Linked DNA regions of Homo sapiens: region 1 is linked to region 2. The links are chromatin loops, found by intact Hi-C in ENCODE. Cell type or tissue: heart left ventricle. All regions are shown on one strand.

The links. A loop is a pair of places that touch in the nucleus more often than their neighbours do. Peaks named below come from ENCODE experiments on the same cell type or tissue, not always from the same donor. Only the 100,000 strongest peaks of a DNase experiment are listed, where the experiment ranks them.
Region 1: it touches region 2 in a loop (2.7-fold over the local background); 6 of 110 quality-filtered maps call a loop at or near these places.

What each region holds. Positions count from the first base shown.
Region 1 is chr6:39,722,497-39,730,496 of GRCh38, reverse strand. KIF6 (kinesin family member 6) reads left to right here and starts at 5,089. Exons shown (of 23, transcript NM_145027.6): 1 at 5,089-5,252. The coding sequence starts at 5,187. RefSeq lists silencers at 4,849-5,048, 4,755-5,086, 5,299-5,368. In heart left ventricle, no CTCF peak of the experiment used is centred here; DNase peaks (open chromatin) are centred at 4,976 and 5,416; H3K4me3 peaks cover 1,278 bases; H3K27ac peaks cover 285 bases.
Region 2 is chr6:39,358,360-39,366,359 of GRCh38, reverse strand. KIF6 (kinesin family member 6) reads left to right here. Exons shown (of 23, transcript NM_145027.6): 17 at 3,842-3,926; 18 at 5,830-5,965. It overlaps LOC107986594 (a long non-coding RNA gene), which reads right to left. Exons shown (of 4, transcript XR_001744111.2): 3 at 446-626. Among named protein-coding and RNA genes, the nearest start is that of KCNK16, 40 kb to the right of the region's middle. In heart left ventricle, a CTCF peak has its summit at 4,177 (motif pointing left); DNase peaks (open chromatin) are centred at 4,169 and 4,616; H3K27me3 peaks cover 793 bases.

The DNA.
Region 1 (8,000 bases), 360 kb before region 2:
GCAGCAACAGCTAAAGAGGTATTTGAAAACTAGTGCGAGAGCGTAGTTTCATTTTTTTTTTAAACAAAACAAAACAAAACGAAACATACAAGCAAACAAATCCAACTAACTTACCGATAGACTAATTCATTTCAGGCACAGCTTAATTTCTTTCAGATTTGAGGCTTATAAACCCTGGCTAATTTGCCTGGTACAATTATCTGTTATTTTGGCAACTACAAAGTTCAAGCATCTTTTAAATAGTTGAAAAGCATCTTAATTCTCACATTTAAACAAGCAGATAAAATACAAATAATAACACTGAATATAAATCCAGGGGTGGGAAAGACACTGTGACTTGGAGATTTAATCTCAAAACCTATTTTGTACACATTACAGCCATCTGTTTGAGATTTAGGTAAACCTGTCAGAGGCAGTGGGCCTGGGAGTTACTGAGGTCAGTTATACCAGAAACAGAAAAAGGGGTTGAAGTATGGTCCTGCAAATGTGCTTTATTTAGGCAGTACTGTGCTGTAACCATTTTGAATGTGAATGGTTTTAGTTGGGGCACTAGTCTCCAGTTCACCATGACGCTCCCTATTGTCATATGCCTGTCTGCTTGATGAATTTACATCATTGGTCTGGCCCCAGGAGACATTTGAGTTTGCAATCTCCAATATGTCTTACATGCATATGTATGCCATTGTTTCTGCTCTTTAGAAGGTGTTTACAATCAAAGGAATTCAATCCACAGGTCAGAACCCTTTAGATATGAGCATTCTCTATTCACCGGAAACCACGTTAATGCCCACATTACATGTCCATGATAACCCCATGAGGTAGCTATTGTTATTATCTATCTTCATTTATTGGATGAGGCAACTGAGACTTAAAAGCATAAATTACTTGCCCAAGGTCACACAAGTAAAGATGAACACAGGATTTGGGAATGACAGATGCAGGATTGGAACCCACATTTTCTCTCCATCGAAACATTTAATTGTATGACCCAGAGCTCAAGACAGGAATTGTTAAAGATCCCACATCCTGGACCCACAGATTTCCCTTCTTCCTTTTGCAACACTTCTTCAAAGACCACAGGTATCTTTAAGCAGCCTAGACTTCATGATTAAAATGCTCCTTTGTGAATACCCTTGGCTCCCTGGCCTTGTCACCTTCCATTACACCCTCTTGGTAAGTGCAATTGCTCATCTGAGGAAAACACCCATTCTCTTCTCTCTTCCCCATACCGTCAACCTCCCCTTGTTTATTAGATATACCCCTTTGGATATGGACAAAGACCACTGGTACGCTGGGTTCCTCTAGCTCTCACCTGTGTGTTGCTTCTTCACAATCCTTCACAACTAGGCTTCTGTGAAAAGTAGCCTATCTTGACTGCCTCCACTTCCTAACTTCCCACTTATTCTTCAGCCTCTGGCAACCTGACTTCTGACACTGCTACTCCACTGAAATCTATATTACTAATGACTTTCTAGTTGCTGAATGAAATGGGTGTTTTTCAGTGCATTGTCTTTACTATTCAACACCGTTGAATACTTTCCTCTCAAAATGTTCTCTTCCCTTGGCTTCCATGGCATAACATTCCCTTTTCTCTCTCAGACCTCTCTGGCTGCTTCCTTCAACTTCTTTTGCAGCCCCTCTTCCACCTCCAACCATCAGTGTTAGGATTTCAACCTTGATGCTCGTGAGTGACTTGGTTACTTTCTGGAAAAAACTTTGTGATGACTCCCAAGCCTATATTTCCACCATAACTTACTCCTAAACCTTATCCAGTTACTTCTGAAGTCCCACAAGCAATTGAAATTTAACATGTCCCCAACTCCTTATTTCCTCCTTTTTCCCACTCCCATCTATTTTGCTTGTCCAGGTGAATACCTGCACCCAATCTTGAGTCATCTCTTCCTTGCTAGGTGAAAAAGCCCCAAAGTCTATATAATAAATACCTGGTTCTCTCTTCTTCTCAATTCCTGATATTGCAGCACCTGTTCATACTCAATCTTCTTCTTTTTTTTTTCTTTTCTTATTGTGGTACAGTTTATATACAGTATAATTCACTCTTTTAAGTGTATAGATAGTTCTATGAGTTTTAACAAATGCATATACTTATGTTACCACAACCACAATCTAAATATGCAACAGTTCCATCACCCCCCAAAAAACTCTCCCATGTTCATCTGCAGTCAACCCCTTTTCCTACCCTCAGCACCTGGAAACCACTGATCTGTTTTCTATCCTTACAGTTTTTTTTTTTCTCGAATGTCATATATATATACAGATATAAATATAATTATATATGACATATAATATATAACATATATAACATATTATATATGATATATATAATTAGATATATATTATATATAATTCAATTATATATGGAATTATAAAGTACGCAGTGAGTCTGGTATCTTTCACTCATCATAATAAATGTGAGACTTAACCATGTTGTTGTAGGCATCTGTAATTCATTCCTTTTTACGGCATAGATATATCAGTTTGTTTATCTATTTACCAGCTGAAGAACATTTACTTTGTTTCCAGTTTTTGGCAATTGTGAATAAAGCCACTATACACATTCATGTTTAGGTTTCTATGTGAACATAGTTTTCATTTCATTTGGGTTAATAACTAAGAGTGGGATTGTTGTGTCATATGGTAAGTATGTGTATAACTTTATAAGAAATTACAAAACTATTTTACAAAGTGGCTGGTCCATCTTGTTTTCTCATCAGTGATGTTTGAGAGTTCTAGATGCTCTGCATCCATGTCGGCACTTAGTTTTGTCAGTTTTATTTTCTTATTTTTCGCCATTCTAAGAGATGTGTAGTGGTATCTCATTGTGGTTTTAATTTCATTTCATTAATGATTAATGATATTGAGCATATTTTTCATGTGCTTATTTGCCATCCATAGATCCTCTTTGGTGAAGCGTTTGTTCAAATCTTTGCACCCTCCCTTCACCTTAAACAAATGAATTGTTTGTTTTTCTATTATTAGGTTTTAACAGTTTGTATATATTCTGGATGCAAGTCCTTTATCAAGATACGTGTTTTGCAAAAGTTTTCTCCCAATCTGTAGTTAGTCTTTTTGTTTTCTTAAGTGTCTTTCAGCTGGGTGCAGTGGTTCATGGCTGTAATCCCTGCACTTTGGGAGGCTGAGGTGGGTGGATTGCTTGACCTCAGGAGTTCAAGACCAGCCTGGGCAAGATGATGAAATCCTGTCTCTGCAAAAAATACAAAAATTAGCTGAGTGTGATGGCACATGTCTATAAGCCCAGCTACTTGTGGGGCTGAGGCAGGAGAATCGCTTGAGCCCAGGAGGTTGAGGCTGCAGTGAGCCGTGTTCATGCCACTGCACTCCAGCCTGGGGTACAGAGCAAGACCTTGTCTCAAAAAAGAAAGAAAGAAAAAAGGGTGTCTTTAATAAACTTTTTGTTTTGTAAAAAATAATACAGAGAGAACTCGTATACCCATCTCCCAGTTTTCCCCAGTGGTAATGTTTTGCATAACTATAGTACAATATAAAAATCAGGGAATTGACATTGATACAATCCATCAATCTTATTCAATTTTATGTGACTTTTGCCAGTTTTACATGTGCTTATTTGAACATGTGTGTAATTTGTTCTATGCAATGCTATCACATGTGTAGATTTCTGTGATCACCATCACAGTCAAGATACAGAACAGCCCATCACAAGGATTTCTTTTATAACCATACCCTGCACACCTCCCTGGCAATAGTAATAGAACCATACGGTAGTTAGCTTTCGAGTCTGGCTTCTTTCATGAAACATAATTCCCCGAAAATTCAACCAATTTGTTACGTGTATCAACACTTCCTTCCTTCTTAATTGCTGAATGGTATTCCAGTTATTTTAAACTATCAGCTGAAGAACATCTGGGTTTTTTTTCCAGTTTGGGGCTATTACAAATAAAGGTGCTAAAACTATAAACACACATGCGCAGGTTTTTGTGTGAACACACGTTTTCATTCATCTGAGATAAATGCCCAAGAGTGCAATTGCTGTGTCTTAGAGTAGTTGCACCTTTAGTTTTGTAAGAAACTGTCAAACTATTTTCCAGAGTGGCTGTACCTTTATACAGTGTATGTTTTACATTATACATTCCTACCAGTAAAGTGCAACTGATTCAGTTTCTCCACATCTTTGCTAGCATCTGGTGTTGCCACTTTTTTTTTTTTTTTTTTTTTTTAAGCCATTCTGATAGATGAATAGTGATGCCTCATTGTGGTTTTAACTTATATTTCCCACGTGGATAATAATGTTGACTATCTTTTCATGTGCTAACAGTGTTTGAAGAGCTCATCCTTTCTTGCCGTGACCATTGTGTGGGAAACAGTCCCCTTCATCCAGTTTTATCCTTTTCCAAAACAGAGCTAGCCCCACTTCTAATTCCATCATGGCATAGTTTGTATTCCTTGGTTTTGATTTCCTGTTGAAAATCTGTCTCCTTGTCACTTGAGAGACCTTGTGAAGGAAAAAAAAAATCTGTCTCCTTCTTCAGACTGTGATCTCCAAGTGGGCTGGAGCAGTTCTGCAATCTTGGCTCACTACAGCTTCGACCTCCCGGGCTCAAGCGATCCTCCTGCCTCAACCTCCCGAGTAGCTGGGATACAGGCGCGCCACCACGCTTGGCTAACTTTTGTATTTTTTGTAGAGACGGAGTCTCACTATGCTGCCCAGGCTGGTCTCAAATTCCTGGGCTCTAAGCGATCCTACCACCTCGGCTTCCCAAAAACTGCTGGGATTACAAGCATGAGCCACCACGCCCGGCCCAGTGCTGTATTTTTTTTTAAAGGCAAGGGCATGGAGAATAAAATGGGTGAATGAGCGGGGCGGGGCAAGGCATGGTGGTTGTTCCCCTTTAACCACACGGTCCAGGCCGGGTCCGGCGCTAAACCCAGAGCCCAGACACTCGCTCATGCGCATGCGCAGCGCTCTCCTCTCCACCCCCGCCCTCCCCTCCCTAGCCCCGCCCCGTAGTGGCCTCCTTCCGGTCGCGACCAATTAGAGGGAGGAGGCGGGATCCTGGCTGCCAAGGTGCTCACTGGGTAGTGTCCCTAGCTACTGTTGCTAAGACTGTGGGTCGCCGGAGGTGGTGGGAGTTAGTTTTGGCAGCCCGGGCCTGAGAGAGGTCAAGGGTCATTGCAGAGCCAGGGAGGAGATGGTGAAGCAGACTATCCAGATATTCGCGAGGGTGAAGCCCCCTGTCCGGAAGCACCAACAAGGGGTACGGGCTGGAGCCTCCGGGGCGCCGGCGCGGCGGGGCCTCTTGGGCTGGGGTCGGGCGGCGGCACGCGAAGGGGCTGGGCGGAGGTGAGGGGCTTGCTGGTGGGCGCCGAGGCCGCCCGGAATCCCGCACACACTGACCGAGGAGCCCTGCAGCCGCGAAGACCCCCGCGCACTGCTGTCAGCTACGCGACCGACAGCCAGGCCACTCCTACCTGGCACAGCGCAGACCCGGCAGAGAGCCATTTTTTTTGCACCCAGGCACACGTGTTCACGCGGGGGCAGACTAGTGCATGTTCAGTATGCCTGTATAGTGTGCGCTTCAACTACACATAAGCACTTATTGCACCTTTCTGGGAAACTCACGCAGCACCGCACATGCAGATACACTCAAAGGTACATTTTGGCACTCGGGCAAAACGTGCAAGCAAGAGATGCGTGTTTATGTACCTCTGAAATAATACAAATATAGATAGACACAAATGCACAAAGCATACACATATGTAGTACTTTGCACCCAGTGGGGCCTCAGTAATTAGTTGACTGTTGTTATTCTCCAACATAAACGTGAACCTTTACATATACTCCTTGTATTAATAGATATAGGTAGATGCTTAAGCATCCTGACCCAAAGAATACGCATGTGTACTTCATTCAGAAACAATTAACTAAATATTTACCAGGTGCTTCCTCTAGTGTGCTAAATTCAGAAAGGTATAAAGAAGGTTAAGACATTGCCCTGACTCTGAGCAATGATACTTTGTATGCACCTTTTTTTTTTTTTTTTTTTTTTGAGACGGAGTCTCGCTCTGCCACCCAGACTGAAGTGCAGTGGCGCGATCTCGGCTCACTGCAAGCTCTGCCTCTTGGATTCACGCCATTCTCCTGCCTCAACCTCTCAAGTAGCTGGGACTACAGGTGCCCGCCACCACGCCCGGTTAATTTTTTGTGGTTTTAGAAGAGACCGGGTTTCACCCTGTTAGCTAGGATGGTCTCGATCTCCTCCTGATCTTGTGATCCGCCCGCCTCGGCCTCCCAAAGTGCTGGGATTACAGGCGTGAGCCACCGCGCCCAGCACTTTTTATGCTTCTTAAATATTTCAAAACATCCTCTCTTCTGCCTAGAAGGGAGCATAGTCATTCTTATGTATCTTGAGAAATGGCCACCTGACAGGTGCTTTATCTGCATTATCTCTCATTCTCACAAGAACCCTGCAAGGTTGGTGTCATTTTCCGCATTTTACAGATTAGGAAACTGAGTCTCAGGTTAAATAATGTGACCAAGGCACCCAGCTGGGGAGTGGCATAGCTGTAATTTTTTTTTTCAATTTTAGAACATTTATTTTATTCGTTATTATACTTTAAGTCCTGGGGTGCATGTGCAGAACGTACAGGTTTCTCACGTAGGTATACACGTGCCGTGGTGGTTTGCTGCACCCACCAATCTGTCATCTACATTAGGTATTTCTCCTAATGCTATCCCTCCCGTAGCCTCCCACCCCACGACAGGCCCCAGGGTGTGATGTTCCCCTCCCTGTGTGCATGCGTTCTCATTGTTCAGCTCCCACTTATGAGTGAGAACATGTGGTGTTTGGCTTTCTGTTCTTGTTTTAGTTTGCTGAGAATGATGGTTTCCAGCTTCATCCATGTCCCTGCAAACGACATGAACTCATCCTTTTTTATGGCTGCATAGTATTCCATGGTGTATATATATGTACCACATTTTCTTTAACCAGTCTATCACTGATGGGCATTTAGATTGGTTCTATGTCTTTGCTATTGTGAACAGCAGAGCTGTAATTTTAATTAAGGATTTTTGATTTCAAAGCTATCCCCTTTTCGGAAACCTTTTTTGCCTCTCAAAGTGACAATTTAGGCAAGGGCAATTTGGATCATATTTGTGAGTATATGGAGTGGGCATATTAATAATGTTGTATTCCTGTTCCATATATATACTGGGTATATGTCTATGTGGAATATCATAGCATCTCATGATTAAGCATTTGCCTCGTATAATTTATGTATTTAAAACAGGAATAAAGTGGTGTAGAAAGAACCATGGGTATCTTCCCATTTTCTCTCCTCTAATAATCACTTACATGCATTTCTTTTTAGAGTGCATCATATGTAAAAAGTGTATTGTATGTAACATTTCCCCCCAGATTCTTAGCTTAAACTGTTGAGCTTATCTACATGGGCTCAGCAGTCAGAGCAGAGGCTGGGATAAGGTCAAGAGACAGGATGGGTAGGGGTGGGGCTCAGGGAAGTGGATGGAGAGTCTTGGATTTAATACTGAACTTTCTTTTCTCTTAAAATGCAGTGTTTGGATATTTTAATGTACCTCATTTTGTATGTCTTTGGTGAGTCTGTAGAGTGGATTGTTTGATCCTCCAGGAAGTAGTTTTAGGTGTCATATTTTTAGGTGTCACACACACATACACACAAAGAGAATGGGAATGAATAAATATTGAATTAGTATATCCCTGTTCGCCCTTAAAAACTCCACAGTTTAATGCCATATCTTCTTGTCCGCAAAAGATTGTAGAGTTCTTTCTCTGACTAGAAATGCTTTTTGTAGTATTAAATTGAGAGTGACTCAAAGGAATTTTTTTCTTTCTCTTCATTTTATAGCTTCATTACTGCATTACTTTTATTCTTTAAGGCATCATAAAGTAAATTGTAATAACAGATTAATAAAAAGGATATATAAAATGAATCTTTGATAGTTTTAACAGTGGTAATGCTTTCCA
Region 2 (8,000 bases):
AGTGACTAGACTTGGATCCAAAGCCTGGCGCTGCTATTTGGTAGCTTTGTGGCATCGCACAAGCCACCCAGTCACCCTAAGCCTTGGTCTTCCTGATTGTGAAGCAGAGGTGATCATGTCTGCCAGCTGAGGTGGTGAGAATGAAAGTGGTGTTGCGCAGGGAATGGGCTCAAGCGACTCCCCAGATGGCGTTGATGTTATCATTCTGTGCTTGTGTCAGCTGCATTCAGAATGTGCTCCTTGCCTAAGGCTCCCGAGCACCCCACACACTTCCAGGGCACCTGAGACTCTGTGACCTGCCAGGGAACCTGCAAGATGCCCAAGGAAAAGACAACCAGTCATGGGCTGAGGCAAGAGCCTGCCTCCTACAGAGGGGCTCTGCGTTCACATGGGGTGACCGCAGCCTTTAAATGGAAAAGCAGGCCGCCCTGGCCGTCCCCCCTACCTTCTGCTGTCTGTTCACCAAGGCCTGGAGACTGCCTCTTCTGGCCGGGTGAGATGGCCCTGTGTGAGTCCAGCAGCCCTTCCTCCGCCCGCCTCCAGCAGTCTCTCACGTACTGGGCTTGCAGCAGGACGTCTAGCCAGTCACCGCAGAGTGGGGCTTCACTGAATTTCTTGGGGGTGTCCTTGGGGTGGGGACAAAAGTGTTAAAAGGAGGAAGGAAATTCACAGTGTTACTTTTTTAGCAGGCTGGAAGATACCTGGGCCCATTTCTGAAACTTTTTAAAAAGGAATTGTTTGTCCATTGAAAGTCCTACCATTGTCGGTTTCATATTAAGATACTTCCTTCAGTTTATCATGTCTGATGACTTTCAAAGAAGGCAAGGCCAGCAAACATGCGAGGCACTGAGTCACCCTCATGGAGTGACTCATGGAGTCTGAACACAGCACTGGGGGAAGACACTAAGAGCAGGAGGACCCCAATCTCTGCCCTTGAGGGCTTCCTGTGCCTGAGACTTGGGGGGCTGTGGGTGATGTGGACAGGCGGGCTGCCTCATCTGAGCCAATAAATTGCACCAACACAGATGACAGTGTGGACTTCAGGTGGGATGTTGATGGTATCTGCATGTCCTGTGTTTAGATAATGAAATAAGACACTTGCTCTGCCTGTCGATTTAAAGTTGGCAATTGACATAAGGAAAAGGGGGGTCAATGGCACCTGGAAGATGACAGACAGAATCGTGATCCAGTTAGCATAGTTATCAGTAAGCTAATGACACAAAAGACACAGGTAACAAATGGGTAAGGGAGTCAAAGGGGAAGAATAATGGCGTGACAGAATAAGGACCTCTCAGCAGACTAGGCTGCCAATAAATGTGAAGTGTTGCCTTTGGGATCAAAAGGACAATCACACTGAAACAGGACGCATTTTAACAATCACTTATTTTTAAAAAATGCAAGTTTTAAAACTGACCACAAGCTTAATAGGGGCCAACCACGACAGAGCTGCTAAAAATCATAAGCAGTGTTGGGGAGGCTGTCTGGTAGAAACATTTAGCTCCTTGGAATCAGAAAAAAACAAATGGGTTCACATCCCAGCTCTGCTATTTAGTAGCTATGTAACCTTGAGTTATCCATGGCCCTCTCTGAGACCAAGAATCTAGCTGAAAGAAGATGGCAATGCCATCCTTGAAGGGTTATTTTGAGAATTAGCAATAGGGTACATGGAGGACCTAGCCCAGTGCCTAGTAGAATTTGGCAGAACTTAGAACATAGAAAGTCCCCAGTAAATGGTCATTGTTAGTAATTCACCTACTACAAAAATATAGAGCTTAAATTTTTAAAAGGTAAGAGGAGCCCTACTCTACTCTATACCTTTCAGACCCATGGAAGTATTATGTCAAGACCTAGCCTTCACACTTAAGATAAATGGGAAAGTAACCAGGTCACTGAGACTTCAGGTGAGGGATTGAGCAGGAGTCAGTCTAAGAAAAAAAAGGGGGCTGGGCGCGGTGGCTCACACCTGTAATCCCAACACTTTAGGAGGCCGAGGTGGGTGGATCATGAGGTCAAGAGATCGAGACCATCCTGGCCAACATGGTGAAACCCCATCTCTACTAAAAATACAAAAATTAGCTGGGCGTGGTGGTGTGCACCATACCACTACCACACCACCCTGGGATGGACTACATCCCAGCTACTCAGGAGGCTGAGGCAGGAGAATCGCTTGAACCTGGGAGGCAGAGGTTGCAGTCAGTGGAGATCGCGCTGCTGCACTCTAGCCTGGTGACAGTGCGAGACTCCATCTCAAAAAAAAAAAAAAGTTCCAGACACATGTGATATTTTGATGTTGTTGTTCAGATATTTAAGGGACCATCAGATTAAGAAGAAAGATATGCTACACTGCTCCAAAGAGCCAAAGTAGAGGTGAAAAGAAGTTAGCGGGAAATGTCTTGGCTCAAAAGTAGGAGGAAACAGAGCTGTCCGCCATGAAATGCACTACCCTGCAAAGTAGTGAGCTCCTCATCCCTGCAAGTATTTGAGCAGAAAGCAGATGACCCTCTGTCAGAAATGTTATACGAGGGATTTTTGAATCCAAGTTTCCTGAAGTTAGCCACATAACTTGGGCAGTTTACCCTCTTTGAACCTCAATATCCTTATCTGTAAAATGGGCATAATAACACTTACCACAAATAAATGCTATAAGGATTCAGTCTGAGCATGTCTGGAAGCACATGGACTGTAGCAGAGTCTTCCCTACATAGAGTAAAAAGCAGGGCTGTACGACTTCTAGGATGTTGTCTGTGGAGCTCAGAAAAGCAGGGCAACCACGAAGAGACTCCTAGAAGAATAAAAAGTCCCCACACTCTGGGCTAGGAGACAGCCAGCTTCAGATGAGCACACTAGCCAGAGCAGGCAACCAGGCACCAGTGGCAGTCATGTGGGGGAAGACAGAGGTCGGCATCAGCAGGGACGCAGACACACGCAGCAGCTGATCCCTGCTGACGTGCTCAGCCCTCCCCTGGGCCTCATGATGGTCCCATCGCCAAGGCTTGGGCTCATCCCTGGTTGTGAATTAACATGGCCTGCGTTCATCAGGCTTGAGAACCACTGCTGCAGAGGGAGTGAAAAACAGGAGACACGATTCTGAGGCTGGAAATTAAGCACCTCCACTTGTGCAGAGAAAGATGTCAGATGGTTTAGAGAGGTTTCCTTTTTTTGTGAAGGGCTTTTGTTTTTGTTTATCTGTTTGTTTTTGTTTGTTTGTTTGAGATGGAGTTTCTCTCTTGTTGCCCAAGCTGGAGTGCAATGGCATGATCTCGGCTCACTGCAACCTCCGCCTCCCATGTTCAAGCAATTCTCCTGCCTCAGCCTCCCGAGTAGCTGGGATTATAGGCGCCCGCCACCACGCCCAGCTAATTTTTGTATTTTTAGTAGAGACGGGGTTTGACCATGTTGGCCAGGCCAGTCTCGAACTCCTAACCTCAGGTGATCCTCCTGCCTCGGCTTCCCAAAGTGCTGGGATTACAAGCGTGAGCCACTGTGCCTGGCCCTGAAGGGCTCTTTATCAGAGGATGGGGAAATGCTATTTTGCGTCTTCCCTGGAAACTCAACAGGAAATGAATGAGCTCAATAGTAAAAGGATTAGTAGACACAGAGGAAGATTCCCTTCCAGTGACAGATGTTGGCAGTGGGAGGGACAGCAGAGGGACAATAACCCTGGAAGCTGCTCCTCTCAGGGCTTTCAGCTGAGCAGAGGTTGCCACCAAGAGGCCCCAGAAGGAACTCACAGAGGCTCCTTTCTTCTTGGGGTGCCCTTGAACTCTGTCATCTGCCCAAATATCACACTCTTCCTTTTACCCTTCTTTCTCACCATCCCATTGGCACCTTCCTTCTACAGGAATCTCGGAAAACATGGCCGTGCCTCTGATGCCAGACCAGCAGGAGGAGAAGCTGCGATCACAACTGGAGGAAGAAAAGAGAAGGTGCCCTTCCTTTTAGCCACACACAGTCCGAGCCCAGCCTCCCAGGGTCTCAGTGTCGTCCTGGAGCTTCCCAGGGCTGCAGCTACTCAGGGATGTGGGTCCAGCAGCTGGATCCTAGAACAGCAGGAGGAGGAGGGGCTGCCTTTGAGCAGGCAGGTGTGAAAGGCAGGACCCCAGGCAGTGTGAGGTTAGAATGCAGAACAAGCCAAGCCAGGCCCGGGAAGCAGCTGGGCTTGTCCACTGCTGCCACCTACGGGAGCCAAGAAATATGACCACGGTGGTTTTCCGCGTGCCTATGGCTGAAGTCCACTTCCCTCCGAGTCCTGAGAACGTCATACTCTCACGCAGCCGCAGGCATTTGGGGTCTCCAAACGACTTCACTTACAGAGTGAGGAGCCTCAAGCATAAACAGGCATGTAGCCATTCCTGATATACAGCATGGTCACCGAATCTTGCTCCACATGCTGATCAAGCTGCATCCACTCATTCATTGATGCATTTAGCACATGTGTGCTATCTCCTCCATGCCATGGGTAGGCTCTGGAGAGACTACAGTCATCTTCCCTGCCTCAAGGAGCTGGTGGTGTCACTGCAGCACACTCCCTGCCCCACCCCAACCCCCAGCTGACCTGGCATGCACCACCGCCCCTGCCCCCCGACGCACACCCAGGAGATCAAAGCCCCAGGCGCTGGTCTTCAGGTCGCTCCTGGCAGATGTGCAGGTGTCTTCCTACAGAAGTCTACCTGAGCACACACGCTGCTGTCGCTCTCCACTCCCTTGGGGCCCTCGCCAGTCGTCCACCTTCTCCCTCGCTCTGTTCATTTTCCTTAGTTTCTTTCCAACACCCCCCGCTTTTTTTTTTTTTTTTTTTTTTGAGATGGAGCCTCACTTTGTTTCCCAGGCTGCAGTGCAGTGGTGTGATCTTGGCTCACTGCAAACTCCATCTCCCGGGTTCAAGCAGTTCTCGTGCCTCAGCCTCTTGAGTAGCTGGGATTACAGCCACGCACCACAACACCCAGCTAATTGTGTATTTTTAGTAGAAACACGGTTTCACCATGTAGGCTCAGGTTGGTCTCAAACTCCTGACCTCAGGTGATCCACCCGCCTCAGCCTCCCAAAGTGCTGGGATTACAGGTGTGAACCACCACACCCAGCCTCCAACCCATTCTTCTTGTGTCTCTACTCCATCTTCATCTTGTCCCCTTGGCCCACATTTCCAATCTCAGTGTCACCTTAGAGGCCAACTTATCTCTTCGGCCTGGCTATTGGACTGTTTCCTATTGGACAATTTCTGATTCATTATAGCATTCTCAAAACCAATATATGTATGCGTTCATAAGCACAGTGTTACTTTTGGTCCTCAGCATGAAGGTGAGCCAGCGGAATGGTGAGGCAGTTAAGACTGTGGTTCTAGAACCAGACCACCTGGGTTCAAATCCTGGCTCCTCAGTTATCTCTGTCCCATAGAGCAAGTTATATAACCTCTTCATACCTGTCTCAGGTTCCGAATCTGTAAAATGGAGGTGATAATCATAGTATCTCCTTCATAGGGTTGTGAGGAGAATTAAATGAGTTTATATATGTTGAGTGCCTGCAGCAATGCTTATCCCTTAGTAAGTGCTCAGCAAATGGCAGTTCTCATTCTTGGGGGAGAGGCTATTCATCTCACACACAGATTCCCATGGGCCTACTGGACCAAAATGTCTCCGTCTGCTTCTCTGTGATGGACTCAAACCCTGGTGCCATAGCCTGGCCTCCGAAGCTCCTATAGGGTCCCAGTCCCTGAGCACCAGGGCAGCTCTGACGGGATTCTGAGGCACGGGCCCCATTCATTTACAGCCCTGCATCCATGCCGTGCTTTCAAGACAGCAGTGCCCTGACTCTTCCCCGATTCCACCGCAGGTATAAAACAATGTTCACTCGCCTGAAAGCCCTGAAGGTGGAGATCGAGCACTTGCAGCTGCTCATGGACAAAGCCAAGGTGAAGCTACAGAAAGAGTTTGAAGTCTGGTGGGCAGAGGAGGCCACCAACCTGCAGGTATGGCCTGGGGAACATCAGGGAAGCTGGGGAGGGGCCAGTCATGCAGCCCCACTGGGGCTGTCAAGAGACACAGTGGGGGCTTTGACCCACAGGCCCCCATGGTCTCAGCCCCTGCTCATGAAGCAGGTGCTCACTGTAGTAACAAGGATGACAAAAGGGCAGGGGTTCATTGTTTCCTTGCTGTCATGCCTAAAATTCTGCCTGATTAATGGAAAAATTAGGGATAAAAGATGCAGCTCCCAAAAATCAGTGGGTTTGCCACCAATGCTTTGTGTGATATTCTCCACTGATTTCCTACTGACATTTATTGTTTTTCTTATCATAGTCATATATATGTGAATATGAATTATAGAAATTTTACTAGGCAGAAAAACACAAAGAAGAAAGTAAAAATCACCATAATTCCTCTACTTAAATGTAATTGATATTAACATGTTTGATTATATTCTTTTACCTTGATTTCTATGCATATATATCCATATGTTTTTGTACAAATAGAATCAGGCTGGGCACGGTGGCTCATGCCTGTAATCCCAGCACTTCAGAAGGCTGATCACCTGAGCCCAGGAGTTCAAGACCAGCCTGGTTAACATGGCAAGACCCTGTCTCTACCAAAATGAACATAAAAATAATTAGCCAGGCTAATTATGTGGTAGTATGTGCCTATAGTCTCAGCTACCTGGGAGTCTGAGATGGGCAGAGTGCTTGAGCCTGGGAGGTCGAGGCTGCAGTGAGCAGTGATAGACCCACTGCACTCCAGCCTGGGTGACTGAGCAAGGCCCTGTCTCAAAATAATAATAATAATAATAATAAATCACATAGCTGTTCAAGTATCGCAAATGGCTTTTAAAAATTAATTGTATAGCATGGCTACTTTTTCATGTTATTATCCTACAGCGTTGTTTTAATGGCTGTTACTGTTCCATCATGTAAATATGTTTTAATCTCCTATCGCTGAATATTTAGGTTGTTTCTAGTTTTTTACTCAAAACATATTTGCAGATAATTTTTTGCATATTTCCTAGACAAATTCTTAGAAGTTTTCTGTTTGATGAAGGCTAAAATGACCTTTCCATAAGTGTTAGCACAAAATCCCAGTTTCAGTTTTCCTCATGTAACACCTCAGTTGTGGCACAGCGGAAGTGCTAAAATACGCACAATCAGATCCCTTTTCTGGCTGGCAGAATGCTTACTGATTATCTGACAGGCTGATCCCTTCATTTTAAGGACAAGAAAACTGAGAGCCAGAGAAGATGATTTGCCAAGGACATAGCCAAGCAATAACCAGTGTGATAGCAAGTGGCCACGCGGCAGGACAATGGAGAAGAATATTTGGATAAAATTAAATACACGAGATAACAAAGAAAACTAGTTAGAATGAAATACGGTTATCAAAATATTTTGAGTTATGGTATAGTAATACATGTACCACTTTTAAAACGCACTAATTAATAAGATCTAGGTGTAGGCCCAATATTTATCATAACTTCAAAGTCATGATGAAATGACACAATATTTCAAGATCTCTACACCAACTGTCAGGTGATATGAAAATATGCTTGATTTCCGTTGGTGACAAAGTCACAGGTATTGCTAATACTTTTGTGGTTTCTTGTCTGCATTTATCACTGAAAGAAATAATTTCAGGTAGCAGCTAGGGGAAATGCAGCTGTGATTGGCTCCCATCCACATTGGCAGAGCCCCTGGATTCTGTCTGTGGACTCCAGGTTAAGAGCCCTTCCTGGCAAGTTCATCAGTGAATGAGGCCTTCCCCAGCTGGTGCCCGAGGGAGTCCACCACTGACCGGTCGACAAGGGTCATACCAGCGAAACTCAGGAAGTGTCCAGGCAAAGCTGACACATTCAGACAGTGTATGACTTACAGAGACAGCGAAAGCCAGAGTAGGCAAGGGTGTCAGCTCCATGTGTCCCCTGCCCCACAGGATGTCACTGAAACAAAAGGGACCAGATGACAGCAAGGGGGATGGTGGGATACACTGGTACAGAGGGGCCAATTCCATGCTGCCCCTGAG